2 separate regions of the Mus musculus genome follow, and region 1 is linked to region 2. A link is a loop called in an ENCODE intact Hi-C map of the cell type or tissue named here. Cell type or tissue: gastrocnemius. All regions are shown on one strand.

Evidence for each region. Peaks named below come from ENCODE experiments on the same cell type or tissue, not always from the same donor. Only the 100,000 strongest peaks of a DNase experiment are listed, where the experiment ranks them.
Region 1: it touches region 2 in a loop (10-fold over the local background); 1 of 42 quality-filtered maps calls a loop at or near these places.

The regions. Positions count from the first base shown.
Region 1 is chr8:90,874,418-90,879,417 of GRCm38, reverse strand. The region is part of intron 2 of Chd9 (chromodomain helicase DNA binding protein 9); the gene reads right to left. Among named protein-coding and RNA genes, the nearest start is that of Chd9, 48 kb to the right of the region's middle. In gastrocnemius, no CTCF peak of the experiment used is centred here; DNase peaks (open chromatin) are centred at 1,626, 2,114, 2,420 and 2,864; H3K4me3 peaks cover 2,233 bases; H3K27ac peaks cover 3,067 bases.
Region 2 is chr8:90,952,720-90,957,719 of GRCm38, reverse strand. It overlaps Chd9 (chromodomain helicase DNA binding protein 9), which reads right to left. Exons shown (of 40, transcript NM_177224.2): 4 at 1,006-1,337. Among named protein-coding and RNA genes, the nearest start is that of Gm39221, 100 kb to the left of the region's middle. In gastrocnemius, a CTCF peak has its summit at 2,790 (motif pointing right); DNase peaks (open chromatin) are centred at 2,306 and 2,758; H3K4me3 peaks cover 3,231 bases; H3K27ac peaks cover 3,322 bases.

The DNA.
Region 1 (5,000 bases), 78 kb after region 2:
TAAGAGTCCTTGCTGCTCTTGCAGAGGATCAGGAAGGGTTTTACGTTCCAGGAAGTACATGGGTAGCTTACAACCATCTGTAACTCCAGTTCCAAGGGATCGGATCTGATACCTTCTTCTGACCCCCTCAGGCACCAAACATACACATGGTACATACCACACACACACACACACACACACACACACACACATATGCAGGCAAACATTCAGACACTAAAAGAAAAATAAATATATCTTTAAAAAACAAAAAGAAGCTGGAGGCGGGGGGTATAGCTTAGTTGCTAAGAGTGCTGCCTTAGCATGCAAGAAACCCTGGGTCTGATTCTGAACATGTTATAAACCAGGTATTGTGGTGCAACCCTACTTTTTGTGCTTGTCACCCCAGCACTGGAGAATTGGAGATAGGAAGAACCAAAGTGCAAGGTCAAGCTCATTGTGAGTTCAATCCCAGCCTGAAACCTACAGACAGGAAACCTTGTCTAAATATAAATGAAAACTGTGCTGGGGTTAAGGGCGTTGCTTGGTAATGGAGAGCTTACTTAGTATCATTCTGGCTTTGAGCCTGGGAGGGGAGAAACAAGCAAAAGCAACATTGAAAAGTGTGCCTCATCTGCAGGCTTTTACCTAAACTATGATAAACATGTATCTTTTCTTATATAAGGGAATAAAACAAGTAAGACTAACTTGTGGGGCTGTCTGCTTGATAAGGTAGATAACCCTAAAGTCAGCGGTGACTCCGCCTCTTGTTCCCTCCCCCATCCCTTCCTGAGACAGTTTCACGCAGCCCTGGCTAGCCTCAGATTTTCGCCTCATGTAGCTGAAGATTACTGTGAATTTCTGATTCCCCGACTCTAATTCCCAAGTACTGGAGTTATAGGTGCAATCCACCATACCTGGATCTCAGCTCTTTGTCTTTTATTATTTACTTATTTATTTTTGTTGATTTATGTGTTTGGGCATTTTTGTCTACACGTATGTCTATGCCTCGTGCATGTACCTGGTATCCCAGAGGCCTGAAGAAACACCTTTGGAAATGATGTAATGTTAAGTGGTTACTGGGAATCAAATCTGTGTCCCTTTGGAAAAGCAGCCAATGCTTAGCTTCTTAGCTATCTCTCTAGCCCTTCCTCATTTTATTTATTTATTTATTTATTTATTTATTTATTTATTTATTTATTTATTTATTTTTTACTTGTTTATTTTGCTTTTTATTTTGAACAAAAGGTCTCACTAAGTTGCCCAGGCTGGTTTTGAAGTTTTGATCACCCTGCCTCAGCCTACCAGTTACCTGAGATTCCTAGCCTGTACCACCAAGTGCGGGCTCAGGTATGCACCCTTATACATAACGAATAAACCTTACTCTAGTCATCGGATTTAATGTGGACCCTGAGATTCAGTAGAAGCAGTCTACTAAAATCCCCACTGGACTGATGGACTTAACTTTGTAAGGTCACACACAGTACTGCTGGCTGTTGAAGGGAGATTTTAAGAATGCCTCTGAATTCAGAGCTCTTTCCAACTCAAAGGGGACTGTGATCTTTGGCTATTGGTCACCTTTTTCAGGCACTATGCCCGGGGACGGGGCTTCAAGTTTGACTCTGACTCCTCTCTCAGTCCCTTTTCCCACAGCACCCCCACTGCCCTCTCTTTCAGAAGACACAAAGACTGCACAGGATTGCACAAAGAACCCATACACAAGACACGTAGAGGCCATTCTGTGGGTAACGTAGGGATGACAGCTTGCCCCCTGTGTGTGTTTTCCTAGGCTGACTGACCAGATGAAACATCAAGGTTTGTCCCGTTATTGACATCTTAACTCACTTCTCCCCTTCGGGTGGGCGGTCATGTCGCCAGCCACAATGGCGTTTGTCCCGCATCTGGCCTTGAGCTGGCATCCCTCAGAGAGGGGGTTGGGGAGGGGCAGGGGTGAGCCTGCAGCTCCCAGTGGCTAGCTGTCGGCTTTCCCAGCTGACTCAGCTTGCCACCACCCTCCTCTGCCACCCGCCTGCACACAGCCTCCAGCCTCTTAACTTTCCATTTCCAGGCCTCTCGCTGCTGGCTTCCGGGGGAGGGAGCGCCCCTCCCGCTGCCCGGGGCGTCTGTCTGCAGCCGGGGCTACCAGGGCACCGTGCCCGCTGCCTGGCGGGCCTTGTCTCGGGACAATTACAATCTACCGTCACGGAGTTCGGAATATAGGTCAAGGTGCTCTCAGAAGGGCCCAGGGGAGGATCACCTGACCGGGAGGTGTGGTGACTCAGCGGGAAGGATAGGGAGGGAGGGAGGGATGACTCTGGAATCTCCCTGCCGGCAGGGCCAGCAGGAGACAGAGGAGGTCAAGTTGCCTGTCTGGCTGATTGTCAGCAAAGGAGGAAGAAGCTGCTGGAGACCGTAGGAAGGATAAGATGACCTGTGGTGACCTATCGGAGGTGGCATCCAAATCCTCTCCAAAGCAGCTGTCAGCCCACGAGCAGCTAAAACCACCCCCTCCCACTGTCTCTGCGGCTGTGAACACCTCATTAGCCACCTCCCTGCCAAAGTGAGAAACCAAATTAACATCCAGGATCAATCCAGACTCCATCCACCCAGACCTCCAGAGAAACCAAGGCCACTGGCATATCACATAGAGTCAGGCAGGCAGGCAGCCACCCCTAACAGAGGCAATCTGATTGTGCCCCCTCCGCCCCGATTCTGAATATAAAAACCACTAACCCATTTTATTGTAGATGTCCACATGGCACGAGCCTTCTTTCCGGGGAGAAGCAGCAGCTGCTTGCTCTGTCCCAGCCTCACTTCCTCTGGCTCCAGCTGCTGGTTCCTACCCGCCAAGCGGGGAGTTTCCTCATTCTTGGGGCTCTGGCTAGCTGAGCTGGCTACCCCTTTACCTCCCACCCCCAGCCGCTCACCACCCTCTTCGGGTAGTGCTGCCGGGACTCCCGGGTTCCATGAGTCACAAGCAGGCTGGAGACAGACAGCAGGCTTCCTTTATTAAATCAGCCTCCTGCCCTGCACACCACAGAGGGAAGCTATAATTACTTGTTTGGCCCAGCTTTGAGAACTGAGCCACAGACTGTTTCACGGGGAGGGAAGTTACTGAGTTCTGCAGCTATCTAGTGCACCACCGCCCCTTCGGCAATAAGCACCACGGCCAGGGGTTAAGGACCTGTTACACAAATATCAGATGTTTTGTGTGTGTAATGGGTGCCTTGAGTTGGAATACCCAAGGCTGATCCAGACAGCTATATGAGAGCTGCCAGGAGTTTTTTTGTTTAGAAAACAAAGGCGTTCTGCTTTTTTGCCAGAGTCTATACTTGATGAAGCAGGCCGCCCACTGTTGCTTTATAAGAGATAAAGGAAACGACAGTAAAGCATTGATTTGGGTGTCCAGGTTATGCCTGTTTGATCTCTTAGGCACACAATAGGTACGAAATCACGGTTTCTCAGCTTCTTGACCAGTCTAAAGGAATGTCTGAAATATGAAAACCTAGTCAGCTAAAAAAAAAATTATTTTTTTTAACAAAAAAAAAGCACAAAATCTGAATACGAAAGCAAATGTCACGACTTGTTCGGTTTCCTGTTCATTTCATTCATTCATTCACTCTCGGATTTCAGACATCCCACAAACATTTGGGGCAGCCTGTGTGCCAGGCATCATGAACACATGGGGTTAGTAAATGAACATCGTATGACAGAGTTATACAGGTCAGTAATAGACACAATAACATGTTACTTAGATGATGTGCTAGGGGTAGTAAGTGTGAATAATGCCAGAAAAAAATATAGTAACAGGATATAGGTTTTTTGTTTTTGTTTTTTTTTGTTTTGTTTTGTTTTTTTGATAAAGAAGGAACTGTGAACACCTCTTGACATTTGAGAACAATCTGTAGGTTAGTTCTCTCTCATGGTGAGTTCTCAAGTCAGCACAGTGCTTACTGAGAAAGCGTAACTAATTATGACTTACGTGAGTTACATTTAAAGATATTAAAATTACTTTAAGCTTTGTTCGTAAGCAAAACATGGATACATTTAAAATATAATTGATGCCCGGCAGTGGTGGTGCATGCCTTTAATCCCAGCACTTGGGAGGCAGAGGCAGGGGGATTTCTGAGTTCAAGGCCAGGCGGGTCTACAGAGTGAGTTCCAGGACAGCCAGAGAAACCCTGCCTTGAAAAACAAAACAAAAAAGCAAACAAACAAAAACAAAAAACCATAATTGATGAGTTATAAAGTCAAAAAAGCCAAAAGTACTTCCTAAGGTTCTGGACAGAAGAAACTTCATTAAAGAAATTACTGGGGGGCGGGGAGGCTGGAGAGAAGGCTCTGGAGTTAACAGCACTTGCTGCTCTTGCGGAGAACCTGAGTTTAGTTTCCAGCACCCACCTTTATCCAGCTACAGGGAATCTGATGCCTTCTTCCTGTCTTCACATGCACCCCGCCACATATATGCATACACACAGATACGTATGGAGCACACCTTCAATACGAGCACTTGGGAGACAAGGGAAGGCAGATCTGTGAGTCTGAAGCCAGTCTGGTCTACATAATTCCAAGGCACCCAAGGCTACATTATAAAACCCTGCCCCTAAATAAATTAAAAACAAATATAGAAAACTTAACTAAAGATTTGAAAAAGGATTTTATTGGGCAGCTATGATGTGGTATTAAGAGCTTCAGTGTCAGGTGTAGACTCCGACGTCATCATTTACTACTTCTGTGATTTTGGGGCAGAGTCTTCACTTCCATCCCTATCTACAAAATGTGAAATGACATGGAACCTACCTTCTAGGGTTTATGAATGGGTGAGTGATATTATAATCATAAAGGAAGAGGTGCTGTTTAGCATAGTACCTGGCACTCAGTTAACTGAATAAATGTTATCTATAATTACTGTGTTATTGTTGTTTTTATGATGATAATGAGCTACCAGGCACTATAGTGGATAATGGGGAATCAGGTTAAATAAGAGGATAATGCAGTGCTAACTGGGGGAGACTTCAGAGGTA
Region 2 (5,000 bases):
AAATAGTGTATTACCAATAATAATTATTTATTGATGCATTATACACGAACAGACTGCATTTGTTTTGACTACATCGGGATGAAAATAAAGAGTTCAATGTGCTGGTAACTAAACAGCAATAATGCAAGCAAATGAAGAGTCTCTGGTCAGAGGGCTTCTCTCTCTGTTCTCTGTGTAAGTGAACAACAAAAATCCTACATTAGCTTACATAAAGCACTTTATGAAAAATTCTACAGAAAGCTTCAAAAAATGACTAGTCCTGTGAGAACAACCGTGAGCTAGCAGGGCCTTACATTATGCTCAACTTTACATACAAAGCCTGCATATATTTATATTTTGAAAATGTGCACACAGTCAAATGAAAACACATAGAATCGGCTCTGGCACTGAGGGGTTTGTCTAGCATGTATAAAACCTCAGTTGTAAAATTTAAGACAAAACACTAAGTCTGAGGATTCGATCCCTAACACTACAACAGATAGAATAATAAGACTCAACAGACAACTGGGAGAGGCGAGCACTTCTTTGCTCTATGGATTCTCCTGGAGCATTTAACACCTGGCCTCTTTATGACATAAAGTAAACCAGTAAACGCCTATTGTAACTCCCTACCAACAGTCCAGAGTTTTGAGCGGTTGGGTTTTCTGAGAAAATACTCTCTATTATGTTTTAAACTATTAGATGCCATGTGAGTTACAATGCCACTTGGAAGTAAAGAAATAGTGGAAGAATTTCAAATGTCTTTAAAGAAAGTGACTAATGAACTGTCACAAAAAATGTGAATTTTTAGTCCTTTCCCTTGCACATTTTGTTTTATTAATACAAAACACTGTGTTAACAGAAAAGTAATATTGGGAGACCCTAGACTATTACCTAATTCACTGAAAATGGAAATAAAATGCACACGGTAGACAGCAATGGAGTCCACACTCAAACCAACAGCAGAAAGAGGTTGGACCTCAGCAGGACCTGGAAAACATTACATTTAATTAATAATCAACTTACCCAATTTTTGTCTTCTCTTTCAACTTAGAATACGTTTTTGGTTTTTTGTTGTCTCTGTCTTTTGGCTTAGATTTCATCCTCCGACCTCTCTTTTCTTCTTTCCCTTCGACTGAAGCACTAGGAAAGTTCTCAGGGCTCATTACTCGCGGGATATTACGTTCCCCTCGCTCCTTTGCTCTTGCTATGGCCTCTGATATTATACGATTGGCCTTTTCTTGCTTGCTTTCTGATTCCACCCTTTTTCGTGGCTTCTTCTCAGACATGACCCTCACCTGGGTATTCTGCAGCTTAGTGTATGTCCCAGAACCATCACTCTTCTTGGAAGATGGAGGCTAAAGAAAAGAAAAATTATAAATAGAATATACCAAAGTATATTTTTAAAAAACTGACATAATGTCTGAAAAATTTAAGTTAAACAGCAGTAAAATGACAGAGCCGACATGTGAGTGACACAAACAAAGGTAGTGAGGCTCTGCTCACCTGGAAGTTAGGACAGAGCACAGCTCAGCTACTTGCAAATACAGGTTAAGGGGAGACAGATCGGTTGATACTCCTAATGCATAGAAATGTGGTTATTTCAGATTTTGTCCTGTGATTATTATTTACACTTAGGATGAAAGTCTTTTCTTTCATCTTTCTTCCAAAACTCAAAATTAATAAATTAAAAAAATAGCTATTGTAACTTAGAATCACTTCTCCTTAGAAAAAGAAAAACCCTGTTTTAAGACAAGAAAGAGAACACAAAATTATTTTAATGCAGCAGCATAGCTAGCTAGTTAGTAAACAGGCATTCTCTTATCTAAAATCAAAGAAAGTTTTAGTTTTCTCATGAAAGAGTTAAATGTGGATTTTTGTCTTTATTATAATTTTACTCAAGCTATTTTAGAAAGAAGCAAGCTTTTCAGTTTTATATTACAATTATTAATATTTTAGCAGTCTCACAGGAAACAGACCAAGAGCATTTTAAAAGAATTTCCTCTCCAAACACACATTCGTCCATATAGGCTTAGATCAGTTTTGCTAGGTTCTTACCCGTAAACATGACTGTGACTACAGCAGAGAAAAAACCCAGGAATTTCCAAGCACATTTTCATGCCGATTCCAGTGTGTTCTACTGGGTGTCTTTTCTATACCTGCCTCATCAAGATGTCAGAGCAGTGTCACAGCACTGGGGACAGAAGGACACGGTCTCTAAAATGCCACCTTAAGGCCTACAGACGACAACAAATAGCCCAGGCTGAGAAAACAGCACCCAGCTCAAGATGGCGATGCAGTGCGACTCCTGCCGCCGCTGCAGCAGCCAGTAACGAGGAGGGTTATTCAATCCCATTAGCCTTTTAGCCCAAAGAACCCCTCCTCCTCCCACTCATTCAGGCTTCACTTACCCTTCCTCTTGGCCTCTTCACTGAAGACATTTTTGGCGTCAGACAAAGGCTTGCCCTCTGCTTTTTCACCACCCCAGGCAGTGCTCAAGGAAAAAGCATTGAAAGAAGACTCCTAAATGGCCTATTTAGCAAGCTGCAACCGAGAGATGCACAGCCGTCCACAAATACACATTTTGATTTATCAACACATTCCTGCCTTGGCAAGTTTACGTCTGCTGTTCATCCTCTTTAGCTAGGATAAAGGCTGCAAGCCCTCCTACGAGCTCTTGCCTCAATAGCTGTAAGCAGATTCCAACAAAGCACAGAAAGAAATGAATGCACAAAGCATCAAAACGCATCAGCATGAATATTAGAGATGTCGTTAAAAATACTGACTCCTTCTGCGGAAGTAGGCCAGCAGATGGTGCTACCAGTTATTATTCCATTAGACTCTGCAGTTTAACCCCCAATGGACTGTTCTTCCCTCTGAAAGGCGTTAACTCTCAATCTGCCGCTCCCTACAGTAACGCATTAAAAATACCCATGAAAGTATGGTTTTTTTTTCTTTTCTTTCTTTTTAAAACATCTGGGAACTAAGACAGTGGAGAAATGGCCTTATGTGGCTGAATATTTTTTTTTAATCCAATGCAGTTTTTAGCAGAGAAAAATACTTTTCTTCACAAAATTATAATAAAACATTTAAACTACAAAAAGTAGCTGCCAATAAACAAAGGGTTAAAGAGCAGGTCATGCAAATGACCACTTCACAAGTGACTAGTTCACAATTAAGTCTCTTTTCACAGCAATAACCAAACAACTGTTACTTTTTAAATTGAGAAATAAAACTCTTTTTATTATCTCCATGAACCTATTGATTCTCCAGCAAAAATCTCAATCTCTTTGGCCTTTCCCCTTCATATTCTGTTTTAAACCTATGACAGATGAAATTTAAATTTAATGTCTTGTTAAAATAAATAAATTGACTTGAATTTGTTTTGGTTTTGTTCCCTTGTCTGAGACAGAGTCAACTTCTGCTGTCCTGGAACCCACAGAAATTCACCTGCCTCTGCCTTACCGTGCCTGAGGTTAGAGGCATATGCCACCACACCTGACTCTTGAATTTGATCATTGATAAAAGTTTTATATAGGTGTGTGTGTGAGAGAGAGAGACTATCTTAGTAAGCAATATCTGTCTTTAAATAGTTAAAACTTCACTACTTCATAACCCAAATTTATTTTTCTGTTGTTGTTTTACTTTTTTTTTTCAAGAAAGGTTTTCTTTGTATAGCTCTGGCTGTTTTGAAACTTGCTCTGTAGCCAGAACTCAGAGATCTACCTGCTTCTGTTTCCCAAGTGCTGGAATCAAAGATGTGTGCCACCACTGCCAGGCTTTATCTTTGCATTAATGCCCCCTTTACAGCTGTTCCTTAAAAGTCATCTGATATTGGTGTGAAAGCAGTGTTTTATCATAGTTCCTGTTGGGAAAACTAAAGGTTACAAGAGAAATGAAACTCTCCAAACTGCCCTGGAAGAACCAATCTGGACAGCATTGAGAGCAGAGTCAAGGCAGAGGAACCCCAGTCTCACTTAGTAATTAGTTAGTGCCAGGCAGTGTTCTAAGTATTTGTGGATACTAACTCATTTCATCCTGAAGAAAAAAACAGGTAATAACATTAACAAAGAGATGGAGGTAGCAAACTGGAGAGGACAGACACGGCTGTTGTTACAGAAGGACAGGGGGACAGAAGAAGGACAGAAGGGACAGAAGAGCAAATGACCACAAAAATATTGATATAAGCTAAAATACTTCTTATTTGGCATCAAGTACTATTCTCTCAGTTCCTAATAGTTCACATGCATTGACCCAGTTGACATTTAAGACTGATCAGTTTAGGTTCTGTACTGCTGTTAATTATTAATTTATAGATAGGGACACTTGTATGAAAGAAGTGACTTGCTTAAGGGTCCCACTGAGAGGAGCTAGAGAGATGGCTCAGCATTTAAAAGCTGGCTCCACTCACTGACTCCTCTTCCAAAGGACTCTGACTTAGTTCCTAGCAGTTCACAACAGCCTGTTCCTCTAAAAGCTCTAATGTCCTCTTCTGGCTTCTAGGCACTAGGAATGTACACAGTACACACACATGCATGCACGCAGAATACTCATACACACAAAATAAAATTTAAAAATGTAAAGATCTCATTGCTACTGGATAGGGGGACATAGATTAGAAGACAAGACATCCTCTTTAAAGAGACCATGCTTTTTAGCTATGCTATATGGGAAATAATTCAATCATAGTAATTTATAGAGATCAACTTAAAAAAACAAATACAAATGAGCAGTCTTCTCAAAATATCAGATTGGTAATAATGAAGCTAGAATGGATTTAAAAAACAAAACAAAACAAAACTCTTTCCAATGCCCTTTTAAAGATGCAGAGATCAATTAGGTAAGGATGCAATGTGGTTGAGCTGCAAGAAGAGTCAAAAGCTGGTTTCTGGACCAAGCTCTGGTATCAGAGAAGGTAAAGAAATGGGAAACCTAGTAGAGAAAATGTATGTGAATGTAATTCTTTTCATGCTGAGTTTCAAATGGTGAGCACTAAGATCTGGAGACTAGAACTAGAACCT